Regions from separate parts of the Mus musculus genome. Here region 2 is linked to region 1. A link is a loop called in an ENCODE intact Hi-C map of the cell type or tissue named here. Cell type or tissue: left cerebral cortex. All regions are shown on one strand. Links, peaks and the distances in the headings refer to the core of each region. The heading gives the core; the rest is flanking DNA. Region 1 holds the start of Gm44504 (predicted readthrough transcript (NMD candidate), 44504). Region 2 overlaps Fam50a (family with sequence similarity 50, member A).

What was found. Peaks named below come from ENCODE experiments on the same cell type or tissue, not always from the same donor. Only the 100,000 strongest peaks of a DNase experiment are listed, where the experiment ranks them.
Region 2: a loop joins it to region 1, with 7 times the contacts of the local background. A loop is called at or near these places in 7 of 42 quality-filtered maps.

What each region holds. Positions count from the first base shown.
Region 1 is chrX:74,370,533-74,375,906 of GRCm38, forward strand. Gm44504 (predicted readthrough transcript (NMD candidate), 44504) reads right to left here and starts at 2,817. Exons shown (of 6, transcript NR_103489.1): 1 at 2,659-2,817; 2 at 2,082-2,150; 3 at 319-479. Slc10a3 (solute carrier family 10 (sodium/bile acid cotransporter family), member 3) reads right to left here and starts at 2,817. Exons shown (of 3, transcript NM_145406.2): 1 at 2,659-2,817; 2 at 2,082-2,150; 3 at 1-479. The coding sequence starts at 340. In left cerebral cortex, for the core only: a CTCF peak has its summit at 2,884; a DNase peak (open chromatin) is centred at 2,849; H3K4me3 peaks cover 905 bases; H3K27ac peaks cover 402 bases.
Region 2 is chrX:74,319,777-74,325,150 of GRCm38, forward strand. Fam50a (family with sequence similarity 50, member A) reads left to right here. Exons shown (of 13, transcript NM_138607.3): 13 at 184-373. The coding sequence ends at 192. It overlaps Gm39520 (a long non-coding RNA gene), which reads right to left. Exons shown (of 4, transcript XR_878127.3): 3 at 4,724-4,865. Among named protein-coding and RNA genes, the nearest start is that of Mir7092, 5.1 kb to the left of the region's middle. In left cerebral cortex, for the core only: no CTCF peak of the experiment used is centred there; no DNase peak of the experiment used is centred there.

The DNA of each region.
Region 1 (5,374 bases), core at 325-5,324:
TAATGGTCAGCACCTCTGTGTCCAGGGATATAACCTTAAGTATGGGGCTGGGGCCTGTCCCATTGGTCTGTCCAGTGTATTGGCTAGAGATCACAATGATACCCTCACTCTTCTCAGGGAAATCAAATTCTGTCACTGAGCCATCCCCAATACTCAAATAGTGACCACTTGTGTGGCCCAGAGCAGTGCTGATGTTGGCACTGGCCATCACTTGAGCTCCCCATGGTAGGCTGATGAACAGCAGGGCAGTTCCAAGCATGCCTACAAAACCTGTACAACCACCCTGTCCTCCCAGGCCAGGCAACTGCTGGGAGCTACCTCTGCTTTTCTTGACCACCATGGCACTTCACAAAGGATAGTTTTTTCAGGCCTCTTGTGTCTTAGGGAGACACCCTTGCTTGTGCTGTTGGAATGTCCTGAGAAGGGTCCATGGGAAGGTCCTGGTCCTATATTTTCTTCCTTGATAGCAGGATTTTTTCCTGAAAAGAAAAGGGGTAAAGAAAGTGGTTAATGAAGAGGAGAAATTGCAAGCTTAGGAGCATGGGGCTCTCAGACCTTTACCTCTAGTTTTGAAATAATGCTGGCCCTTGAATGTCATTCAGCCATCTCCTCTTTCAGCACAGCTGCCTCAAGCTTCTCAGCCCTCAAGAGGGGAATCCCCACTCAGGCTGCCAAATTACATGGACTTTCTTACTATGGTAACCTCATAGAGAAGTTCTAATACTGAGGGTTTTAGGAGAGTGATCTCTAATCCTGTCACCACTAGGCCATCCCACTCTCATTTCAAGATGCAAAGATACCACCATGGGAATGAACTAAATTGCTACCTGGAGGGGGTAAATATGGTGGCTCACTCCTGTCATCCCAGTATTTGGGAGGTGGAGCCAAGAGAATCAGGTGACTAAGATTATCCTTCAGTTATATAGCCAGTTCCAGGGCAGCCTGGGAGACTTGATAGTTCATTTCCAAACAAAGCAAATCAAATAAATGGCTTCCTGGGGGGGGGGGGGGAGAGACAAAAAGACTGGCCAGATGAGAACAAAGGGTGCTGATTGGGCCAGATCCAGGTCTTTAAAGAATAGAATAAGGGTGTCTAAGTGCCATTTGCCAGCTACAAAGTTTTAACAAAGTGATATGTGCAGTAAGTGAGTTCCAGAACCAAAGGCTGCTACTGACAAGCTGTGGCTACATGTCTTGTTTCATTTGCCCTATAGTTATGAGATGGAAGTCCTGTGAGACACACACCCCTGCTTCTCAGGGAAGCTATAGTGGGACTTCAGTAGGAATACAGTGAGGATACAATAGGTATCCACTGAGCAACCTTGTCTTTTTGTTTTTGTTTTGAGACAGGGTTTCTCTGTATAGCCCTGGCTGTCCTGGAACTCACTTTGTAGACCAGGCTGGCCTCGAACTCAGAAATCCGCCTGCCTCTGCCTCCTGAGTGCTGGGATTAAAGGCGTGCGCCACCACGCCTGGCCATGAGCAAGCAAACTTCTCTTGTCAGAGCTCCCTGGTCTCAGAATTTGAGCTCTTATATCTGTTGCTACATCTGAGAGTCTCTGCTTAGAGTCTTCTCAATGTATTACCCTATCAGAGTCTTTTTGTTTGAGACAGGGTCTTGTGTGTGTAGTCCTGTTGGCCTGCAATTCACATGTAAACTAGGCTGGCCTTAAATTCTCAGAGATCTTCCTGCCTCTATGTCTTATGTGCTGTAATTAAAGGTGTAGGCTACCACATTCAGTCCTGTTGTTGTTGCTGCTGCTGCTGGTGAGACAGGTCTTCACTGTGTAGTCTTAGCTAACCTGGAATTCACCATGAAGACCAGGCTGGAACTCAGATCCACCTGCCCCCCAAGTGCTGGGATAAAGGTGTGCACGACCTACCAGAGTTTTAAACTTACAGTGAACCTCAGTATTTCTAAGGGTAGAGTAACATGGGGCGAAAGGAGAGGTCTGCCTCCTTCCCTTTCTCAACTGGATAGTCAACACCTTTGTATTATCATCTGCTAGAACTGGGGCAACTTGATGGCAGTGGATATAGCAGGTTTTACATTATGCTGATTTTGAGTATGGGTCACTTACCCTGGGGGCCCTGGTCCAGCCTTGAATCTCGCTGATGAAGAGGGAGGCAGGAAAACCAGAGTAAGGTAACTAGTCAAGTAGAGAGAAAAGATGTAGGCATCAGAGTAGTGTGAGCCAGTTAAGGGAAAGACTAAGGACCATCCACCCATAACCCCATCCTACCAGCAGGACTAGTGGACCATAGTAGATCACTGCAAGAGGGATTTGGTCCCTATCCTACACTTCTGCTGATAGTGGAGCTGAAAGAGTTAGAGTAAACACACTCCAAGGCTGAGTGAGGAAGCAATACCATCCGGAAGTTTTTTTTTGTTTTTTGTTTTTGTTTTTTCACAGCAGCAAAGTATAGGGGCTGAAGAATAACTGGCAATGATGACCAGGTCTCCTCCGCACCTGACAGTTCAGGGTCTGTCAGGTGGCTAGAGAAGTTAGGAAGGGCTTACAACCCCCACGGGCAGTCTTGGGTTCTGAAGAGCCTCCACGTCACAACCGCACCCGCAAGACCTTTCGCTGGGTCTGGCCAGAGCTGGTGACCACGGACTGCGGACGGAGCCACAAGTCACCTCCCATCCTCACCTACCTGGTCGAAATCTCTCACTTGCTTCCGCGGCCACAGAGCTCCTCACAAGTAGTGGCCCGGGCCGGCAAACGCCGGCAAGTGAGGCCCGTCCTGCCCGGGCCTCGTCCCGCCCCCACAGGCTCCGCCCCACCAAGGTTCCATCCGCGTGCTAGGACTCCGCCCTCTCACAAAAGCACTCGCCCCTGGCGGGCTTGTGTCAGGTTCCCAACGGATGTGACGTTTCTGGAAGCGACGAGCTGGCCCTACCACGTGAGACCTGACTGCCTAAGTCACTGGTATTGGCATGTGGGGCAATAAGTACATTCTTGTGTGGTTACCTCCTCAGATAAAAGTGGGTGATGGGAAGATGATGTCAGAGGACATTAAACTGATACTAAATTAAAGGTCATGTGGTGATTGAAGTGATGGCTCAGTGAGTGTTTACTACCTTTTCAGGACTCTGGTTCAACTTCACATTATCTACTTAGCAGCTTGCAGCCGCCTGTAACTACAGTTCAGGAGCTTTGATACCCTCTTCTTGCCTCTGCCCATACTGGATGCATATGGTGCACATACAAACATACAGCCAAACATATGCATGTCATTTTTTAAAAGGTGACTTGTATCCAGGTAGTTCTGTTATTGCCGTATCTGCTTCTCTCTCCCCCCCCCCCTTTCTTTTTCTTTTTCCTTTTTTTCCGAGACAGTTTTTCTCTGAATATCCCTGGCTGTCCTGGAACTCACTCAGTAGACCAGGGTGGCCTCGAATTCAGAAATCCACCTGCCTCTGCCTCTCAAGTGCTGGGATTAAAGGCATGGACCACCACTGGCCAGCTTGCTTCTCTTTTTTGAGGTGTACAAAATAAACTTGTTTATCTTATTGTTTTGATCTCTTTCTTTCTTCCTTTTCCTTTTTTTTTTTTTCGAGACAGGGTTTCTCTGTGTAGCCCTGGCTGTCCTGGAACTCACTTTGTAGACCAGGCTGGCCTCGAACTCAGAAATCTGCCTGCCTCTGCCTCCTGAGTGCTGGGATTAAAGGCGTGTGCCACCACGCCGGGCTCTTTCTTTCTTTTTAATGAGCCTTGGAGACAGAAGCAGGCAAATTGCTGAGGTCAAGACTAGGTAGGTCTACTGAGAGAGTTCCAGGCCAGCTGTCCAGGGCCACACAGAGAAATTCTGTCTTTAAAAATCTATAATGAGGCTTCTGCGATGGCTCAGTTGATAAAAGCACTTGAGGCCTCTCAACACTACATGTTCAATGGAGGGAAAGAACTGACTCCTAGAAGTTGTCCTCTGACCTACATGAGTACTCATACACAAACTATAAATACACATTTTTTTTTGGTTTGGTTTTTTTGAGACAGGGTTTCTCTGTGTAGTCCTGGCTGTCGCAGAACTCACTCTGTAGACCAGGCTCGAACTCAGAAATCCACCTGCCTCTGCCTCCCAAGTGCTAGGATTAAAGGTGCGTGCCACCACTGCCAGGCTCATACACAATTTTTAAAAAAGGGTCGTTGTTCCCAAAGTTACTGGGGAAACTAGAATAAATGAGTATTGCTTTAAAATGAACCTTTTCTCAGCTATGCTAGCACTTCAAAGGCTGAGACAGGAGAATTGGATTTTTTTTTTCTCCCTGAGACAGGGTTTCTCTAAGTAGCCCTGGTTGTCCTGGAACTCACTCTGCTGACTAGGCTGGCCTCGAACTCAGAGATCTGCCTGATTTGCTTCTGAGTGCTGAGATTAACATGGTGCACCATCACCTGGCAGGAGGATTGGCTATTTAAGGCCAGTTTAGCTGGGCGTGGTGGTGCACGCCTTTAATCCCAGCACTTGGGAGGCAGAGGCAGGCGGATTTCTGAGTTTGAGGCCAGCCTGGTCTACAGAGTGAGTTCCAGGACAGCCAGGGTTACACAGAGAAACCCTGTCTCGAAAAACCAAAGAGAGAGAGAGAGAGAGAGAGAGAGAGAGAGAGAGAGAAGAGAGAAGAGAGAAGAGAGAAGAGAGAGAGAGAAGAGAGAAGAGAGAAGAGAGAAGAGAGAAGAGAGAGAGAGAGAAGAGAGAAGAGAGAGAGAGAGAGAGAGAAGAGAGAAGAGAGAAGAGAGAAGAGAGAAGAGAGAAGAGAGAAGAGAGAAGAGAGAGAGGAGAGAGAGAGAGGAGTTTTAGGATTTTTTTCCCTCCATATCCCCAACCACCCAAAATTGGCTTCTCTCACACCAGTAGCAGAGGTTCATTTCTATGGGGATCAAACCCAGGTCTGTTTTTGTTGTTGTTGTTTTTTGTTGTTGTTGTTGTTGTTTTGGTTTTTGGTTTTTCGAGACAGGGTTTTTCTGTGTATCTCTGGCTGTCCTGGAACTCACTCTGTAGACCAGGCTGGCCTTGAACTCAGAAATCCGCCTGCCTCTGCCTCCCGAGTGCTGGGATTAAAGGCATGTACCACCATGCCCGGCCAAACCCGGGTCTTAATGCAAACTTGACAACACTCTATGACTGAAATATACCACAAGCTCCAAGAGGTTCTTTAGCTTTATGTATTTTTTATTTTTCTAAAAAGATACTTATTTTTATATTATGTATGCATGTATGTGTCTGAGTAATATCTCTTTTTACCTTACAAGTAAATAACAATAATTTTTATGTTACATATATTTGATGTTACATATATTTGTTTTTTAAAAATACATTTATGGGCTGGAGAGATGGCTCAGAGTGTAAGAGCACTGACTGCTCTTCCAAAGGT
Region 2 (5,374 bases), core at 280-5,279, 51 kb before region 1:
ACACACACACACACACACACACACGGAGAGGGGGAGGGGGAGGGAGGGAGGGAGGGAGGGAGGGAGAAGGAGAGGAATGAAGGGACAGGGAGTAGAGAATAGGGTGGTATGCTAGCCTATCCTGCTTATTTTATTTCTTGGCTTTCATTCCTTGTCCTATGTGTCCCCTTTTCCTCACACCAGATCCGGTGAGCATCCAAAAGTGGACATGACCTTGGCTCTCCCCAGCGTGCCTCCATGTCTCCAGGGCTCAGGTGACCATGCCAGAGCCCTCTGTGAGGATGGTAGTTGCTATTCCTTGACCTGATGTTATCATTACTGATTTTCCCTTTTACAATAAAAAAGTCCACATGTTGGAGCTGGAGTGCCTGCATTATAAGAACCTGCGCTTTATTTTATAGCATATTTGTGTTGGAGGGAGGCATGTAAAAACAAGAAGACAACCCTGGTTGTTATTCTGTTGTCCAACTTTTTTGTTATTTGATACAGGATCTTTCACTGGCCTGGAACTTGTCAAGTACACTAGGCTGGCAGGTTGGTGAGCCCCATAGAGCCACTTGTCTCTACCTCTCCAGTGTTGAAATTACACATGTATACTGTCAATGTTGGGCTTTAAAAATATGAATTCTGTGGCTAGGGAGATGGCTTAGTGGTTAAGAGCACTGACTATTCTTCCTGAGGTCCTGAGTTCAATTTTCAGCAACCACATGGTGGCTCACAACCATCTGTAATGGTATCCAATGCCCTCTTCTGGTGTGTCTGAAGACAACTACAGTGTTCTTACTCACTAATTAATTAATTAATAATAAATAGTTATTTAAAAATATGGGTTCTGGGGATTAAAGTCATAATCTCATGTTTGTAAGGCAAACATCTTTATCAACTGAGCTATCTCCTCAGCTGTAAAACACTTGGAATAAAATTTATAGAATATTTTGGTCATTTTTACCAGATGTATGGTGCACACCTATAATCCTAACACTTGGGAGGCAGAAGCAGGAAGATCATGAGTTTGAGATTAACCTGGGATGCACAGCAAGTTCCATGCCAGCCTGAACTGTGGAATAAGATCCTATGTCAACCTCTTCCACAGACCACACGAAAGGATTCTTCATTTCACCCATTCATTTTATTTTATTTTTTGAGACAGGTTCTTTTGGCATAGCCATAGCTGTCCTAGAACTTACTCTGTAAACCAGGCTGGCCTCAAACTCAGATATACCTGCCTTTGCTTTCCAAGTGCTGGGATTAAAGGCGTGTACCACCACTGCCTGGCTATTCTGTTCTTTAAAATGAGGACAAATCCTCAGGCTTGCCCAGGGCTCTGGAATGGAAAGGGAATACTTATTTAAGCCTCTTTCCATGTCCTTGTGTCATCTTGTGTTTCCTAAATGCATTTCCCATGGGGTCTTGGCCAAGCAACCTCTCCCAGCTTCTCCCCAGTCCCAGCACTCACAGCTGCTATGGGGCCTTGAAGTCACTGTTTACTTGCCATATCTGTCTACCCTGCTCAGCTGCATGGGCACTGCTACAGCTTCAGGGGCAGAATCCAGCTAGGGGTGGGCAGTGCACCTCAGCTTCTAGTACCAGTGGCCCTGACATCTCAATGGCCAGTTCTCAGTTCCTCTTGGGTAAGTGGAGACAGGCTGACCTGCTTGGAAAGTATGGAATGTCAACTGACATTCCCTTCCTTGTTGAGGCCAGGTGCTTGTTTGTGCCATGAAGAGCACCTTGTTTCCCTGCAAGTATGAATATCTGATGGTACTATGTAGTGAGCTTTGCTCTGATTGGAGGAGGCCTGGCTACTAGCTATGAGCTCTTATGTCCTTGACCCTGTACCTGTGGTAGAGATGTCTAATATCACTTGGAGGAGAGCAGAAGGTAGAGTAGAGTAGGTCAGGGTACCTTAGGGGGAACATTGAAGAAGGTAGCTAGACCTAATATATATGCTGGTGGGAGCCCTGGATGGGAATCTTCTAGTCCTCTGTGGTGCCAACTCCAATCTGTCTTTTAAGAAACCATCAGAAAAGAAGGCACTCTGGAGGGAGACTCCCTTCTCTGCTATCTCATCCATGTATTAGTGCTTCAAGTCCCTTCTTTAGCCCCTGAGTTCCCTGAACTCTACATTCATATAGATCTGAGGCCCAAAGGACTCTGAGCCTAGGTAGGTCACACCTAGATAGGAGCTACCTCTAGTCCTGCATCTTCTAGAAAAGGAAATCCTTAAAAGTTCGATCCTGAGTTTTCATGGAGGAGACTATTTCCTGGAAACAACTTCAAGTGCCTGGGAATTCCTTAAGGTCAAGATTAAAAGGATAAGAGTTTGTAAGGAAAAAAGGCTACTTTCAGGCTGGAGAGATGGCTCAGAGGTTGAGAGTGCTGATTGCTCTTCCAGAGGTCCTGAGTTCAATTCCCAGCAACCACATGGTGGCTCAGAGCCATCTGTAATGGGATCTGGCACTCTCTTCTGGGGTACAGGCATATATGCAGGCAGAACACTGTATACAATAAATCTTTTTTAAAAGGCTACTTTTTTGTTTGTTTTGGTTTTGGAGACAGTTTTTTTTTTAAGACTTAATTATTTATGTATAGGAGTACACTGTCTCTGTCTACAGACACACCAGAAGAGGGCATCAGATCCCATTACAGATGGTTGTGAGCCGCCATGTGGTTGCTGGGAATTGAACTCAGGACACCTGGAAGAACAGAGCAGTCAGTGTTCCTAACCACTAAACCATCTCTCCAGCCCCAAGACCGAATCTTTATGTAACTGTGGCTATCATGGGACTTACTCTGTAGACCAGGCTGGCCTCACTCACAAAGAGCCACCTGTCTCTGCCTCCTGAGTGCTGAGATTAAATGAGACACATCAACATGCCTGGCTAGAGAGGTCACATTCTTGTGGCCAATGAAGACATAGAATGGTGTTCCATGGTGGAACACAAGATCCCTTTGTCTGAAATGTTGGGCTGTATTAGTTACATTTCTTGTTGCAGTAAAACACCTGACAGAAGCTACTTACGGAAGGGGGGCTGGAGAGATGGTAGAGATAGCTCAACAGTTAGTATTAGCTGCTCTTCCAAAGGATTGGGGTTTTATTCCCATTACTCACATGGCAGCTCACAACTGTCTGTAGCTATAGTTCCAGAGGATCAGACAGCCTTACATAGACATATATATATGCAGGCAAAAAAACCAATGCACATTTTTTTAAAGGAAAGAAGGAAGGGTTTATTTTGGCTCACAGTTTGATGGTGCAGTCCATCATGGCAAAGAAAGCATGGTGGCAGGAGCTTGAGGTGGTCACATTGCATCCACAGCCAGGAAGCAGGGAAAGGTGAAAGCTGGTACTCAGCTTAGTTCATTCATTCATTTATGCATTCCAGGACTCTAGCCCATGGCATGATAGAAGAACCCACAAAGAGGGTTCTCCTATCTCACTCGATCTTGTGAGTCTAGAATCTAGACAAGTTGACAACACTAACCATCAGAGAGGCCAAGCTGGAAGAGTACAACTAGAGGGGCTAGTTCCTCAGATTCCTGTGCTGTGTGGCCACTGGGGTTTAACTGTCTCTGTATGAAGCTAATTCTTGGAGACTAGTACTGGCCTGAGGAGGGTTAATTAGGTGTGACACAGTCTCAGAGGTAGAGATCAGAAGAGAACATAGAGCTGCAGAAAGAAGTAGAGGAGCTATGTTCTAGAAATTCATGAGTTCACCAAGGAACAGGTGTAGGTGTAGAGTGTGTACAGAGGTAGTACAGTGAGAAGGGAGGCTATTGGTCTGCTTGCTTAGGTTTCATTCCTGTTTCTTTCATTTTATATTTCTTTTGCAGTGCTGGAGGTACACTGAGAGTACTCTGCCACTAAGTAACACTCTCATCCCTTATTTCCTATCACTTGTGTGCAACAAAGAAATGAAAAATGAAGCAAAATGATGGATCTTTTCTGGCCAAAGGGCATCACTAACATGTAGCATGATATGAGGTAGGAAGGTGTGGACAGGAGAATTACGAGTTTGAGGCTAGCATGGGCTGCAAAGCACTACTATACACGAAAGGAGTCAGGGGTTAGGGGAGAGAGGAAGAAAGGTCTGGAAAGTGGGATGATATTTAAATGACAAGAAGCCATCAAGTAGACTTAGTGGTGTACACAGAATCCCAGAACTAGGGAGCTAGAGGCAGGAGAATCAGAACTTTAAGGTCACCCTTAATTACATGGTAAGCTTGAGGCTAACCTGAGCTACAAGAGAGCATGTCTCAAAACAACGAAATCCACAATCATGTAGGAGACATTTCTAGGTGTGTCTTTAAGTGTGTTTTCAGAGAGGTTTAACTGAGGAGGAAACACCTGCCATGAATATGGGCAGCACCATTCCTTGGGCTAAGGTTCCAAATTGAATAAAAAATTTTAAAAAGAAAAAAAGGAAGAAACGAAAGAAAGAAAGAAAAGAAAGAAAGAAAAAGAAAGGAAATGAAGAAAGGAAGGAAGAAAGGAAGGAAGGAAGGAAGGAAGGAAGGAAGGAAGGAAGGAAGGAAAGGAAAGGAGAAAGTGAGTTGCCATCACTCTCTGCTTCAGTATGATTAGATACCTTATCACCAGGTCTTTTTGCAAACTGTGAGCCAAAATAAACTCTTCTTTCTTTAAGTTTTTTTTCCTTTAGGTATTATGCCATAGTAGTGAGAAGAGTAACTAATACAATGCTCTTATCCCCCTCATATTTACCTTGAATGGTCAGCTGGAAGCCAGCATGGATGGCAGATAGCAAGATACCTCATTCATTCCCAGCAGCAGGGTTCTGGCCCAGTCTTGTTACCACATGATCACATTGGATGTGATCTACCCATTGATTCTCCATTCTGTCTCTCTATGCAAAGATAACAGCGTATAAATATGCATCCTGCCTCATACTTTTGTATACAAAGTGTAGATTGCCTACACACTCCTCTCCCTGGTCCCGTGTGTCATTTGATACCTGTCTTTTCATATCACACATGCATAGCCTTGTTATTTGTTATGCCATATAGAGAATATTGGAGATATCAACAGTTTCCTCCCAAGGTTTGTTCTGTTTTGCAACCCCAACAGCAGTATGAGAGCACCAGATCCCCTGAGCTTTGACTGCAGAGTGCCAGGCTTTGTACCTATTAGCTAAGCTCACATGGAAGACACAGAGACAGTGTCTCTCAAGTGTGATGCTTTGAAAAACTTACTGATTCTTTGTGAGTCTTACATCATGTACTCCACTCCCACTCATCTCCCTGTCCTCTTGTATCCACCCTCTGCCCTTACAATGTCCCCCTCAAAAGAAAAAAAAGAGAGAGAATAAAACAAAGCTTAGAAAATATCTCATCATGGAAGCTCTGGTGTGTCACA